3 separate regions of the Homo sapiens genome follow, and all the other regions are linked to region 2. Evidence: chromatin contacts called from ENCODE Hi-C data. All regions are on one chromosome and are shown on one strand. The core of a region is the stretch at or near the end of the contact, and the rest is flanking DNA. Distances in the headings are between cores, read along the strand shown.

Region 1 (4,104 bases), core at 367-2,866, 5.6 Mb before region 2:
TAAGCAAATACGTTGGCTCACTCAGTCTTTTCTTCTTTCCCTTAACTCTATACATCTTTTGACTGCCATTCTCACTCCCTTTGTGAACTGCACATTCTCACAGCACCCCTGCCCCTGGACACTTGTGGGAGAGGAATCCACAAATTCCTTTGAGGCTCCATCACCGGAACAAGTTCTCAGTAGCTGGAGAAGGCCTGGGTGGCAAACAGGAAGTTTTTGTATTCTGGCTACTTTGTGCCGTGGGGTAAAAACCGCAGAGTCCACCTGGAGACTGCAAAAAGAATGGTAGAACAAACAAAACTGTCACTATCTCCACCTAAAGCTTTTCTGGGTGGACATTCTGACTCAACATCACTCAGAACTTTTCTTTCCAGAACTGGCTCCTCATGTGCAAGACAGAAGAGTCCCGCAGAAAAGTGTCATGTTTTAGCTCTCATCGCCACCCCCCAACCCCAAACTCTTCTCCTTCACTTTTAAGAATGTTGAGCGGGACATTTTAAACACTGTTTTGGATTTTTAAGGTTTCAAATAATCCGAAGGACACTTCCCTTTGGCAGCGACAGTTGCAAGCTATGAGCCAAAAAGAAATAGAGGTTGTTCCCCTAATCTCCAAATACATTCTACCCTCTTCAATTCCCAGGACCCCAACTTGTCCCTTCCTCCAGCTTACGCGAGGGGCAAGTGGCAGCTCTTCTCCGCCTGCGTGCCTGGCCTCGTCAACAACACCCATTAGTCTCCCGTCTCCCGGGGCGGCGGGGGACTCCCAACCACGCGCCCAGGGCCCTTGCCCAGGTACTGGGGCCCCGGGAGCCACGACGGCCCCCGCGCAGGCGGATGGGATGGAACCAGCCCTGGGGACGCGGGTAGCCCAATGGGCAGCCTCGCCCCGGAGGCGGGCCCAGGCCGGAAGCCACCCCGCGGCACAGCGGCCCCGCGATACGGTGCCCGCGCCCCCGCCTTCTCTGGCACAGGCTCCGCGGCCAAGGGCGGCAGGGGCCAGCCCGCCGGGTCCCCGCCGCGCTCTTTGTCCTGGCCGCGCGCGGGCGGACGCGTGCACCCCCAGGGTGAGGGGAGGTGTGGAGAGCGCGCACGGGAGCGCGCGGGAACAGCTCGCGCCCGCCGGGCGTCGGCGGCGCGCGCCCCTCCGCCAGGCAAGCAGCGAGCACGCGCGTCGCCGCCGCGCCCGCCCCTCCCCCCCGCGCTCGCCTCGGAACTTGCTGACTGCGCGGCCGGGAGGAGCCGAGCCGGGCGGCGGCGGCGGGAGGCTACAGCGCGCGGGGGTCTCCCGCGTCCCCTCCGCCTCGCCGGGAGCTCGCGCCCTCGCCCAGCCGAGCTCCCACCCCCGCTTTTTTCCGAAGGCGCTGGGCGGCGCCACCCTCCGGCCGGAGCCCGGCACTGCACAACCCCCTCCGACTTTCAATGTTCCACACTCCCCGGCCAGAGCCTCCTCGGCTTCTTTTTTTCCCTCCCCCCCCTTCCCCCCCCCACAGCTGCCTCCATTTCCTTAAGGAAGGGTTTTTTTCTCTCTCCCTCCCCCACACCGTAGCGGCGCGCGAGCGGGCCGGGCGGGCGGCCGAGGTAAGGCGGCGGGGCCGGGGGGCCGCGTGGGGGGCGGCCGGGGCGGCGGCGGCGGTGGGGGAGGGGGCGGGGGCGGGCAGCTTTGTTCGCGCCGGGCGCCCGCGTCGCCGGTGTCCGCGAGCCGCGGCGGGGCCGGCTGGGCTGCTCGCATCACTTGGCGCCCGGCGCGGCGAGCGCTACCCGCGGCCCCCGCGCGGCCCTCCCCACAAAGGGCCGCGGAGCTGCGTGGCCGCCGCCGCCGGCCGTGGCTCGCCTCCGCGGGCGCGGAAATTTGTTGCACTTCTTGGGGCTTTGTTTATTTGTTTGTTTTTTCTCTGGGTTTCTTATTTTTTTCGTTATTTTGGACAAAATGTCGGTCCGTGATATAAAAATTGAGCGAGGAACCTTGGTGGCATTGGGAGCTTTGCAGAAGGTGCAGTTTGAATTCTGCTTTTCCCAGGGTGGCAGCTCGGTCTTGGCCGGATGAATCTTCGCTGCTGGCCGTGGAAACAGCTAGAGCAGCTCGTTAGTTGATTTTTAAATTTCCAAGTGTTGTGTTTAAAGGCTTTACGTGCACTGAGGAGGAATCGCCACCTTAAATAAGCATATGGGCGATTAACAGGGTGTGTTTTCCTCTCGGAAAGGGAATTTGGTAGCTTTGACCAATGTCAGTGTGTAAATATTTAGACGTTATTAGTGACTTTTAAACATTTTTCAGCGAGATCTGTTATTTACAGTGTGTCATATGTTATTAATGCTTGTTGCCTAAGTTCCTTGGCAAATCTGTTTCATGCCTTCTGAGAAAGTAGACAATTGATAGATTGTCCAAGAGACGGAAAAAAATGTGAGTGGGTTTTCTAACTTGAGTTCGGCAAATCCCTTAACGCTGGCGTTGTGTGACACATCACCTCCCTTGTACGTACCCCTGTTGTACGATGAAATAAGTGTGAACACTTTTGAAGCTTTTTCATTACAAGACGATTTTAGATGACTAGAAGAAAATGCTGTTGGTTTATTTCCTAGATTTAACATTTTCTCCTCCTCCTCCCCTGTTCTCTTTAAAAGTTTTCCAAGAGATAACTTCACCAAGATGTCCAGTGATAGGCAAAGGTCCGATGATGAGAGCCCCAGCACCAGCAGTGGCAGTTCAGATGCGGACCAGCGAGACCCAGCCGCTCCAGAGCCTGAAGAACAAGAGGAAAGAAAACCTTCTGCCACCCAGCAGAAGAAAAACACCAAACTCTCTAGCAAAACCACTGCTAAGTTATCCACTAGTGCTAAAAGGTAATGTGTAAAAGAAGGATCCAGCACACTTTGTCAGGTTGTCTTCCAGGTGGTTGGACGCTTTTGTTGGTTTTACCTCAATAGCAGTAGTTCAGAAATATTTACTTCATTATCAGTTTAATTGTACTTGAATGAGTTGTCATTCTTTAGGTGGTATGTAAGCAACATTACTAGAATTATACTTTTAAGCAAACTTAATTCTGTACTTCGGTAACTTCAGTTAAGAGTGTCCTTGAGTAGAGATTAGACTAACATTCTGACAGATTGTTTAAGGAGTTGGCAAGGAAAATTTGGTGAACCCAAATTAGATGGTACTTTGGGGATGTTCCTTTTATGAGTCATAATCTTCTTTAATGAAATTGACACTTCCAGAGATTAGCAGTGCCTCTCTTCATGAAACTTAATGATCAGAAATGATCATATTTGCTAGAAAATTTGCAAATTCAGGCCTTTGCTATATTTGAAAGCAGATTTAAAATTGTGCTGCAAATCTGCTTACAGTTTTACAAAACATGACTTTCAATCGTATATCACAGGTAACTTTCCTGGTTAAATTATGATTATCCCTTCCTGTGCTTGTGAGGGCAAATCAAACTGAAAAGTAGCCCTTTACAATTTGAGGTGTCACTAGTGATAGAAAACTTGCATTGTCCTTGGGCCTCTTCACTCTGAAACTTGTGGATGTGCTTGACAAGTTAATACTCAACAGCAGGAGAAACATATTTAATTGGATGTAAGTGAAAGATCATTTGTTTCCTATTGATTGATGTTTTCTGATGGAGAAAAAAAGATTCTGTCAATGAGACTCTTATCAGTGGTAGTAGTAGTGGAATATCCACAAACTCTAGTAATTATACATAAAATGTATAATGTTTACAGCATTAACCAATTTTGACATTTTGTTAATTTTTATTGATAACTAAAGGAAAAAGAATATAAAAACTGATCAAATATTGCATTCTGTGGTGATTCATAAATACTCATATTTTTCTATGGATTTTCACCCTTATTGTCTCAGTAATGAAGTATTAATAACTTGATAATATTTTTGAATGGCAGCAGTCTTTGACATAATTTAAAATTCTCAATTTGGTATAGTGTTGATGCGGAACATATTAGACACATCTAAAGTTTTGAAATCATCTTAAATTTGAATCAAATCAGAGAACTGCTTTTCTCCCCCTTAACTCAGGCCTATGTATTTTCTCCTCTTTCTCTCAATGTTTATTAAATTTAAGTGCTGTACCTAAAATCAGGGAAAAC
Region 2 (4,411 bases), core at 1,912-4,411:
TGCAATGTGGATTTTGAATCAGCACTAGCTGAATTGACATGTTCTACAATACAATTTGCAAGGCACTGTGTGAGTGGCTGCTCGAGCATGGTCACACAAAGAGATGCCTGCATTTATAACCCCAAGTTTCTAAAGCCACTGGGTTAGTCTGCTTCATAGTTTCCTAATTGAAATGTATGTTTGCTTTTTTTTGTTGTTAGACAGTCTCGCTCTGTCACCCAGGCTGGAGCACAGTGGCCCACAATACCACAATATCTCGGCTCACTGTAGCCTCTGCCTTCCGGGTTCAAGCAATTCTCCTGCCTCAGTCTCCTGAGTAGCTGAGATTACAGGCACACACCACCATGCCTGGCTACTGTTTTTTCTTTTTTGAGATGGAGTCTCATTCTGTCATCCAGGCTGAAGTGCAGTGGCACGATCTTGGCTCACTGAAACCTCTGCTTCCCAGGTTCAAGTGATTCTCCTGCCTCAGCCTCCCAAGTAGCTGGGATTACAGGTGCCTGCCACTGCACCCAGCTAATTTTTGTATTTTTAGTAGAGATAGGCTTTCACCATCTTGGCCAGGCTGGTCTTGAACTCCTGACATCGTGATCCACCCACTTTGGACTCCCAAAGTGCTGGGATTACAGGTGTGAGTGAGCCACTGCGCCCGGCCAATTTTTGTATTTTTAGTAGAGACGGGGTTTCACTGTGTTGGCCAGGCTGGTCTTGAACTCCTGACCTCAGGTGATCCACCCACCTCGGCCTCCCAAAATGCTGGGATTACAGGCATGAGCCACAGTGCCTGGACTATTTGCTTTTTTAAAAAAAACAAATTCCTTGATTTTCAAGACTGCTCATTCAAAATAAACTCATAAAGAATGGCTCAACAGTAAGTGCTTTCAGTAAGTTGTAGCCCTATTTGGGGGTGTGTTGTTCACCCAAGTTTTGGTGGGTGTACATGTGTTGTCATTTCGTGGGCTTCTTCTTTTCCCTGGTCCTCTCACATTTCTTCACTCCACCTTGGTCTGTCGGACCCCTGTCCTGCGATCAGAAGTTGAGGAGTGGGAGACTTACTGGATCTAGCCAGAGTTTAAACTCTTCTGTCTTCCTTACCTGGATGGATTTCCAGGTAGACTGGTTGTCATGTTTTTAAGATATAAAAGACCCTTTGGGTTTATGCATACATATCAATAGCCTCTTTGGTGTATTAGGAAAGAAGGTGAGAAATAAGCTGTATTTGCATTTATGTGTAAGGATTTGTGTAGGATTTCTTCTCTCAATCAGTAATTTCTTTCAGGCAGATGCTAGACCATGCCTTGTAAAACATGCCAAAGGTTTTGCTGCATATCTTTTAGTCAAATTTAAAAATGGAAATATTTAATGCATTTTTTTTTTGAGATGGAGTCTCACTCTGTGGCCCAGGCTGGAGTGCAGTGGCACCATCTCAGCTTACTGCAGCCTCCGCCTTCCGGGTTCAAGCAATTCTCCTGCCTCAGCCTCCTGAGTAGCTGGGACTGCAGGCGCATGCCGCCACGCCCGGCTAATTTTTTGTATTTTAGTAGAGACGGGATTTCACTGTGTTGCCCAGGCTGGTCTCGAACTCCCGAGCTCAGGCAATTTGCCGGCCTCAGCCTCCCAAAGTGCTAGGACTACAGGCATGAGCCACCTCGCCCGGCCTTTTTTTTTTTTAAACACAGGGTCTTGTTCTGTCACTCAGGCTGGAGTGCAGTGGCAGGCTCATGACTTATCATAACCTGGAACTCCTGAGCCTAAGCGATCTATCTACCTGCCTTAGCCTCCGGCATAGCTGGGACTACAGGCATGCACCACACTCCCAGCTAATTTTTAAATTTTTGTAGAGATGAGGTCTCCCTATGTTCCCCTGGAACTCCCGGTCTCAAGCAATCCTCCTGCCTCAGTCTCCCAAAGTGCTGAGATTGCCAGCATGAGCACCTGGACCTGGTCCAATAAATATTACAAATTCGAATTAGGCATTTCACTTTCATTTATATACATATCCTTTCACAGGATTATTTGATAGTTATTAATGTATATTATGATTGAGTTTTAATAGTTACTTTGGGAAAACAGAAATTACTGTTCCAGTACTTACTTGTAAGTTGTAAGTCCACACAATGCACTTAAACTTCACCTTGTTCAACAGATTCTGTAGCACATGAAACACTTGAAATATGGAAGAGTCACTTCTCTGGGCACTTTGCTCATTTCGTCTGCTATTCATTCACTGATTGGACATTTTATTGATCGACTACTATCTGCTTGGCAAGGTGCTAGAAATAAGAACACTAAGAAAAAGGTCAAGGTTCCTGTCCTCAAGGCCCTCTCTCTCAGTCCAGTGTTGTCAAGGCTTGATGAAACACACCAGTGGCAAACAAGCACGCGGGGCCTTATTTCACCGGTGTGCGGTCCTTCTTCCAGCTCTGAAATTATGTCTATCCAAACATCCTAAATCAACAAATCAGTGTTTCTAAATCATACAACCGCAGCTAACAAACTGGGAATAAGGCTTCGATTATTCTGACTTGATTTAAAACGATCACTGCCAATTCTTTGCCCTGCGAATCCTTTCTTTGACTACTAAGTTAAGCTTTACATACCTCACTTGCAAGAGGCTATGCTGGCTTTCTGGAAATCCGTAATTAAGTTCAGTGTTTGTGGAATGGAGTGTAATTAACGACCATTAATTAACAGGGTTTCGTTCGTGAGAGCCTGCCAGGCTAAGCAGCAGAAACACGAGAAACTGATAAAAAGCTTTCCTCATTTTTAAACAACAGTCGCACGGAAGTTCCCGGCGGGACAAGGGAACGTGGGTGCCCTTGCTACTCCCGTGGACGCGGGTAGATTGGGACGCTGGACCGTATCTCCCCGCCCCCGCCCCCACGCCTCCTCAGGTGCTCAGCCTGAGGCCTTCGTCCAGGAGCGCTGCCGCTGACCCAGGCTCAGGAGCTGGGGGCCCCTGCACAGACGCCCAGGTCTCGGGACAGGCGGCGACTGCACTCACGGAAGTACGCTGAGCTCTCCCCTGTAGAAGGGCGCCTCTCCTCCCCCACTTCCTCCTCCAGCTCCACAGCAGCCTCCCGGGCCGGCTCCTCCTCCTTCCAGGTCTCCTCCCAGTGCCGCCGCGGCTCTCAGGCCTGAGGTGCGGCGCTCACCCCGGCAGTCCCCAGCCTCAGACGCTGCGTGGAGCGGCGGAGCCGGAGGGAAGCAAAGGACCGTCTGCGCTGCTGTCCCCGCCCCGCGCGCTCTGCGCCCCTCGTCCCTGGCGGTCGCTCCGAAGCTCAGCCCTCTTGCCTGCCCCGGAGCTGTCCCGGGCTAGCCGAGAAGAGAGCGGCCGGCAAGTTTGGGCGCGCGCAGGCGGCGGGCCGCGGGCACTGGGCGCCTCGCTGGGGCGGGGGGAGGTGGCTACCGCTCCCGGCTTGGCGTCCCGCGCGCACTTCGGCGATGGCTTTTCCGCCGCGGCGACGGCTGCGCCTCGGTCCCCGCGGCCTCCCGCTTCTTCTCTCGGGACTCCTGCTACCTCTGTGCCGCGCCTTCAACCTAGACGTGGACAGTCCTGCCGAGTACTCTGGCCCCGAGGGAAGTTACTTCGGCTTCGCCGTGGATTTCTTCGTGCCCAGCGCGTCTTCGTAAGTGGCCGCACTTGGAACTGGAGCCGGCCCCCTCCCCCACCGCGCGCACCCACCCAGCGTTTCTCCATTGGGATTGATTTCCGAGAGATCCCGGCGTCTGTCTGTCTCACCCATCCTACCTCTCAGAGTGGTTTATATCCTGGGTGGAGGAAATATTTGGGGAAATGAACTCCCTTTGGTACCCATCACCCAGTTACACCCCGCTTCTCACCTCTTAAAATTGGTTAGGGGCAGCGGGAGAGCTTTGAAGCAGACCTGTGCTTAAAAATCGGGGAAAGTGGGAAATCAACAAAGGCTGGTCTTGCCGGACTCCCCGCCTCCTGTGCCAGTGTCGAGGATTTGGTCAATATCATCCCCGAACTTCTTTTTCTCCTCTACCAGTTAGGCTTCTTGGTAGCCTTTTTCTGCTTTACAGGCTTAACGCCCGTCCTTTTCAGTCTCCCTAAACAAGCCCTCCCCCACTCTTTCCGCCTCTGTCTGATTCTGTTTCTCCTTACTCCTTTTGCAGACATTCTGATGACTTAAAATGACCATACTGTCCTATTGAATTCATTGTGTCTTATCTCTGGGACTGTCAGACATTTGCACATTTGAGGTTGAACAGATGAATTGAATGTGTCATCTGTTCTTTTTATAGTGATTCACTATTTAGGTCATTGTTCAGAAGGAACAAGGGTGTTTGCTGAGTTTTCACTCGCTGCAGGTCATTTGAATACTGCAGTATTTAATAATTCAGTTATGTTTTCAAGTTGCCAACGTTCCGCGTTGCAAGGGCCGTC
Region 3 (4,359 bases), core at 881-3,380, 6.6 Mb before region 2:
CCAATACACCAGTGTATTAGATCAAAGTTCTTGGCCTTTAACTTATAACCAAGACAGTCTCAGAGCCCCAGTCAACTGAGTTGGGAAAGACTCCATTAAAGTGGCATGGACACTTAAAACTAGGACACTAGCCGGGAGCGGTGGCTCACGCCTGTAATCCCAGCACTTTGGGAGGCCGAGGCGGGTGGATCACAAGGTCAGGAGACAGACACCATCCTGGCTAACACAGTGAAACCCCGTCTCTACTAAAAATACAAAAAATTAGCCAGGCGTGGTGGCGGGCACCTTAGTCCCAGCTACTTGGGAGGCTGAGGCAGGAGAATGGCATGAACTAGGGAGGCGGAGCTTGCAGTGAGCCGAGATAGCGCCACAGCACTCCAGCCTGGGCGACAGAGTAAGACTCCGTCTCAAACAAAACAAAACAAAACAAAAAACAAAAAACAACTGGAAGGACACTTACAGGTGGAAAGGCAACATTCAGAACCAGAGAACAAGAATTGAGGAACAGAGAGAACTCATCAACTGTATCATAGTAGTAATTTACAATAATACAACGCTAACGCTGTGCTCAGTGCCTCATCTGCATTATTTTTCTTTATACTCAAAAAAAGACAATACAGTGAGGCAGGTATTGTATTACTACCTACATGTTTCCAGATGATGAAGCTGACACTAGAGACTTTAGGTAACTTGCTCCAAGTGACAGACCTAATAATAGCTGGATAAAACAGAAATCTTTGGTCTACTAGTCCATCACCCAGGACCAACACAAGTGGCTTTCCTCCACCTACTGATAACGCCTGTAACAATGCTTCTCCTCTCCTGGTCAAAACCACACTTTTAATGTCAATTTTAAATCTGCCCTTCCATAGTAGGATGATAATTTATGTTAACTCCTGAATTCACAAGCAATCCTAAAACAAGGTAAGTCTAAATACAGATAAGAGGTAGGTTAACTGATCTGCTGAGAACCAAGTTTGCTTGCTTATCTGCTATTTCGAGTCTCTGCACATCTAAAAATGCAAAGGAAACTCTTACCTAATTCTTGCATCTAGAATAGCCTTTCTCCAAATCCTGCCTTCTCCACTTACCTCAGAAGAATTGTTAGGATTAAATGGAAATAGGTACCGTGGTTTTTGCAGTTAAACTCAGTGAAATTAACTATTATATTTCCGTTATATAATGCTGTGTTGTAGGACCCAGAGCTCGTTAGAGAGGTGGAGCCTGGAGACCCAAGTTTGGCAGTTATTACCTCACTGGAGATAGTTCAAGTTATGGAAGGATCAAGAATGACAGATGAAGCGGGCACATGAGAAGCGAAGTGTCTTCAAGACTAAACACTAGACACTATCAGTATTTACAGGGCAAATAAATGAAAAAGAAGACGCTAATGAAATTTAAAACAAATAGTCAAAGGGATATAATGCCGGCAAGAGGCATAAGAGTGCAAGTAATTCAACTAACTTTTAATCAACTAGATCTCATTAATCCCACTCCCCTGACCCTGGGACCCGGGCACTAGGAAAGGGGCTTTGGCAAGCCCCAATGGACTCCAGAGGCTCTAAGTATAAAACGCAGTGCACAAGAAACAACACAGCACCAGCGTTGGTGCAGGATTTCAGACAGCTCCAGGAACTTCACAAGGAAGGTCAGCCGGTCCGCTCAGGCAGTCAGTTCATGGCAGCCCATTCCCTCCCCACCTGCTTGGACCTAGCCGCTCTCACACCCCTCTTGCGGGCCCGAGCGTAGCGAGAAGACCCACGCACACTCCAATGCCGCTCACAGCCGTATCAGTGAGCCCGCACCCACTCCTGGGGGTCTTTTACTTCCCACCCGATCCGGCGACCCGCCACCCCCACTCCGCGTCTCTGCCTGCGGGGACTCCACGGAGTTCGATAATTACCTAGAGCTCCACCGCGCCGCCATTACACCGGACGTACGTCACTTCCTCTTCCCGAGCACCGACGGTAGGAAGAAGGCGAATAGTGAAATATTTAAAAACTTGACGCTCAATTGGCTTGACACGTTATCCCTTTAATTTATTTCAAATACCATATCATAATACCAGAGTCAAAGTAGTCGATCCAGGCACACTGTCTTGTTGCCAAAATGGCGACAAAAAAGAGAAGTTGGCATGAACTACAAAGTCCGAAATCCAGCGCCTGTGCTGACGGAAATGAGGAAAGCATAATTGTAGTTTAGCGTGAAATGGCGCGGTGTACGATGGGAATTGTAGTTCATACAGATGCGCGCCAGCGAGTTAACATCCACGCTGCTCACTGGCAGCCTAGTAGTGTTCAGGGTCTAGCCGAATTTACTTTAAAACTATTTCACTGCATTTTGGGGAAATTTTTTTTAAAAAAGCAGTCAGTTGTCACTTTCCTTGAAAAATCTTAAGAGAGAGATTTTCCTGAGACTTTATAAGAGTTTGACCAACAGTTAAGTGCCTAATAAATTCCAAGATATCCAGGCCATAAGAATGGGAGAATATTAAATCATAAATAGAGTGAAATAATGAGGAAAAACTAATTCTATAGAGACTGTGTTGCCTCTCTTTTAGGTTAAGGTACCAACTGGTATGACCTGAGAATAAAGAGATTGCCTGGCTGAGTAGGAAGTAGCAGTTTGTACAGCGTGCAGAACTAGGGCATCAAACAGTTTCTTTAAACTTCACTTTTCACTAGTAACAAAACCTAAAAGTTCAACTACTTGCTATTTTGGAAACTCTCTTCCTAAACCAAGAATATCTTTATGTTATCAAATCTTTCATAAACCAGGACTGGTTTCTCCACACACTTCTCTATTACAGTTTTAGGGTGCTGTGCTTCCACTCCTTTCTGGAGGCAGAGTGTGATGATTAAGAATAAAAACACTGCAGTTGGACTACTTATTTTGAATCTTGAGTCCTTTTATTATTTATGGATGACTGGGGCAAGTAACTTCACATTCTGTGGCCGTTTCCTGATCTGTTAAATGGAAATACCAATAGTATCCATCCAGGCAGTAGTTTTAAGAATTGAATTAGTTGATACACAAGATGCATTTAAGATAATTGCTAGTATACAATAGTGTTATCTATTTTATTTCATATTTAAGATATTTGGCCATTGTTGATGGTGCATTTTGGTGCACCAATACAGGGCACAGGAGATGGATCTGGAGATGAACATTTGTATTCATATATTTAAAAACCCACAATACTACCGGTGATGGTTAATTCTGAATGTCAACTTGATTGGATTGAAGGATGCAAAGTATTGATCCTGGGTGTATCTGTGAGGGTGTTGCCAAAGGAGATTAACAGTTGAGTCAGTGGACTGGGGAAGACAGACTCACCCTTAATCTGGTGGGAACAATCTAATCAGCTACCATCGAATATAAAGCAGGCAGAAAAATATGAAAAGGCAAGACTGGCCTAGCCTCCCAGCCTATATCTTTCTCCCATGCTGGATGCTTCCTGCCCTCAAACATTGGACTCCAAATTCTTCAGTTGTGAGACTCAGACTGGCTCTCCTTGCTCCTCAAGCTTGCAGACAGCCTATTGTGGGACCTTGTGATTGTGTAAGTTAATACTTAATAAACTCCCCTTTTTATATATATATCCTTATATATAGATATATATATTAGGATATATATATAAGGATATATATAAAAAATAGGATATATATGTAATAGGATATATATACGTGTGTGTGTGCGTGTGTGTGTATCTATCTATCTATCTATCTATCTATCTATCTATCTATCTATATCCTATTAGTTCTGTCCCTCTAGGGAACCCTGATGAATATACTACCTCTACAACTATCAACAGAAATAGGAAAGTTAGGGTTGAGCAGAGGAGAACTAGATGGAGCTGGAAAAGAATTGGATTTGTCAGTTGGGTCCTTCAGGAAGCAGACACTGAGAAAGAGTTATGAATAATAAAGGTGAAAGGAAAATGGAGGAAATAGTAGCTCCAGAATAAAGATGAAGAGGCCTACAATGGGATGAAATGGCTAGGCCCTTGTACCAGTTTTGCTCAGTCACTGGCTAGAGCCACCCCAAGAAGAGTGTGGCCTCAACTAAAAACCCAAGGTGGACATGAAGATTCAACAGTTGAAGGCTGTCACCTAACCACACTGCTTGCAGCTAGGCTACAAGCAAGTCCTTTCTTGAAGAGGTATCTGAGCAGCATCTCTCTGTGCCTGTCACAGTCTCCATACACCCAGTCTCCATACACCTTTCAGGAACAACTTTTCCAGGGTTCTAGTGCACATTTCTTCCTAAAAAAAATTTAGAAGTGGCAAGTTAGTGAGACAAACTACACTCCCCATCTTTGGGTCCTGAGGCCACACTGAATCCATTGCCTCTCTTCTC

What was found. Hi-C counts contacts between places; a loop is a spot of excess contacts on that map. Pooled maps may share reads with other maps.
Region 1: a loop to region 2 is called in a pooled map, with 4 times the contacts of the local background. The contact joins the promoter of UBE2E3-DT here to the promoter of ITGAV in region 2. A Hi-C loop is called at or near these places in 4 of 50 pooled maps.
Region 3: a pooled map shows a loop between it and region 2 (19-fold over the local background). The contact joins the promoter of CWC22 here to the promoter of ITGAV in region 2. A Hi-C loop is called at or near these places in 7 of 50 pooled maps.

The regions. Positions count from the first base shown.
Region 1 is chr2:180,979,396-180,983,499 of GRCh38, forward strand. UBE2E3-DT (UBE2E3 divergent transcript) reads right to left here and starts at 1,617. Exons shown (of 2, transcript NR_187176.1): 1 at 671-1,617; 2 at 1-271. UBE2E3 (ubiquitin conjugating enzyme E2 E3) reads left to right here and starts at 1,210. Exons shown (of 6, transcript NM_006357.4): 1 at 1,210-1,578; 2 at 2,623-2,841. The coding sequence starts at 2,648. RefSeq lists a silencer at 628-1,487.
Region 2 is chr2:186,586,895-186,591,305 of GRCh38, forward strand. ITGAV (integrin subunit alpha V) reads left to right here and starts at 3,162. Exons shown (of 30, transcript NM_002210.5): 1 at 3,162-3,629. The coding sequence starts at 3,445. LOC124906105 (a long non-coding RNA gene) reads right to left here and starts at 3,002. Exons shown (of 2, transcript XR_007087465.1): 1 at 2,096-3,002. RefSeq lists a silencer at 3,225-3,454 and an enhancer at 3,585-3,644.
Region 3 is chr2:180,005,167-180,009,525 of GRCh38, forward strand. It overlaps CWC22 (CWC22 spliceosome associated protein), which reads right to left and starts at 2,131. Exons shown (of 20, transcript NM_020943.3): 1 at 1,701-2,131. RefSeq lists an enhancer at 1,279-1,811.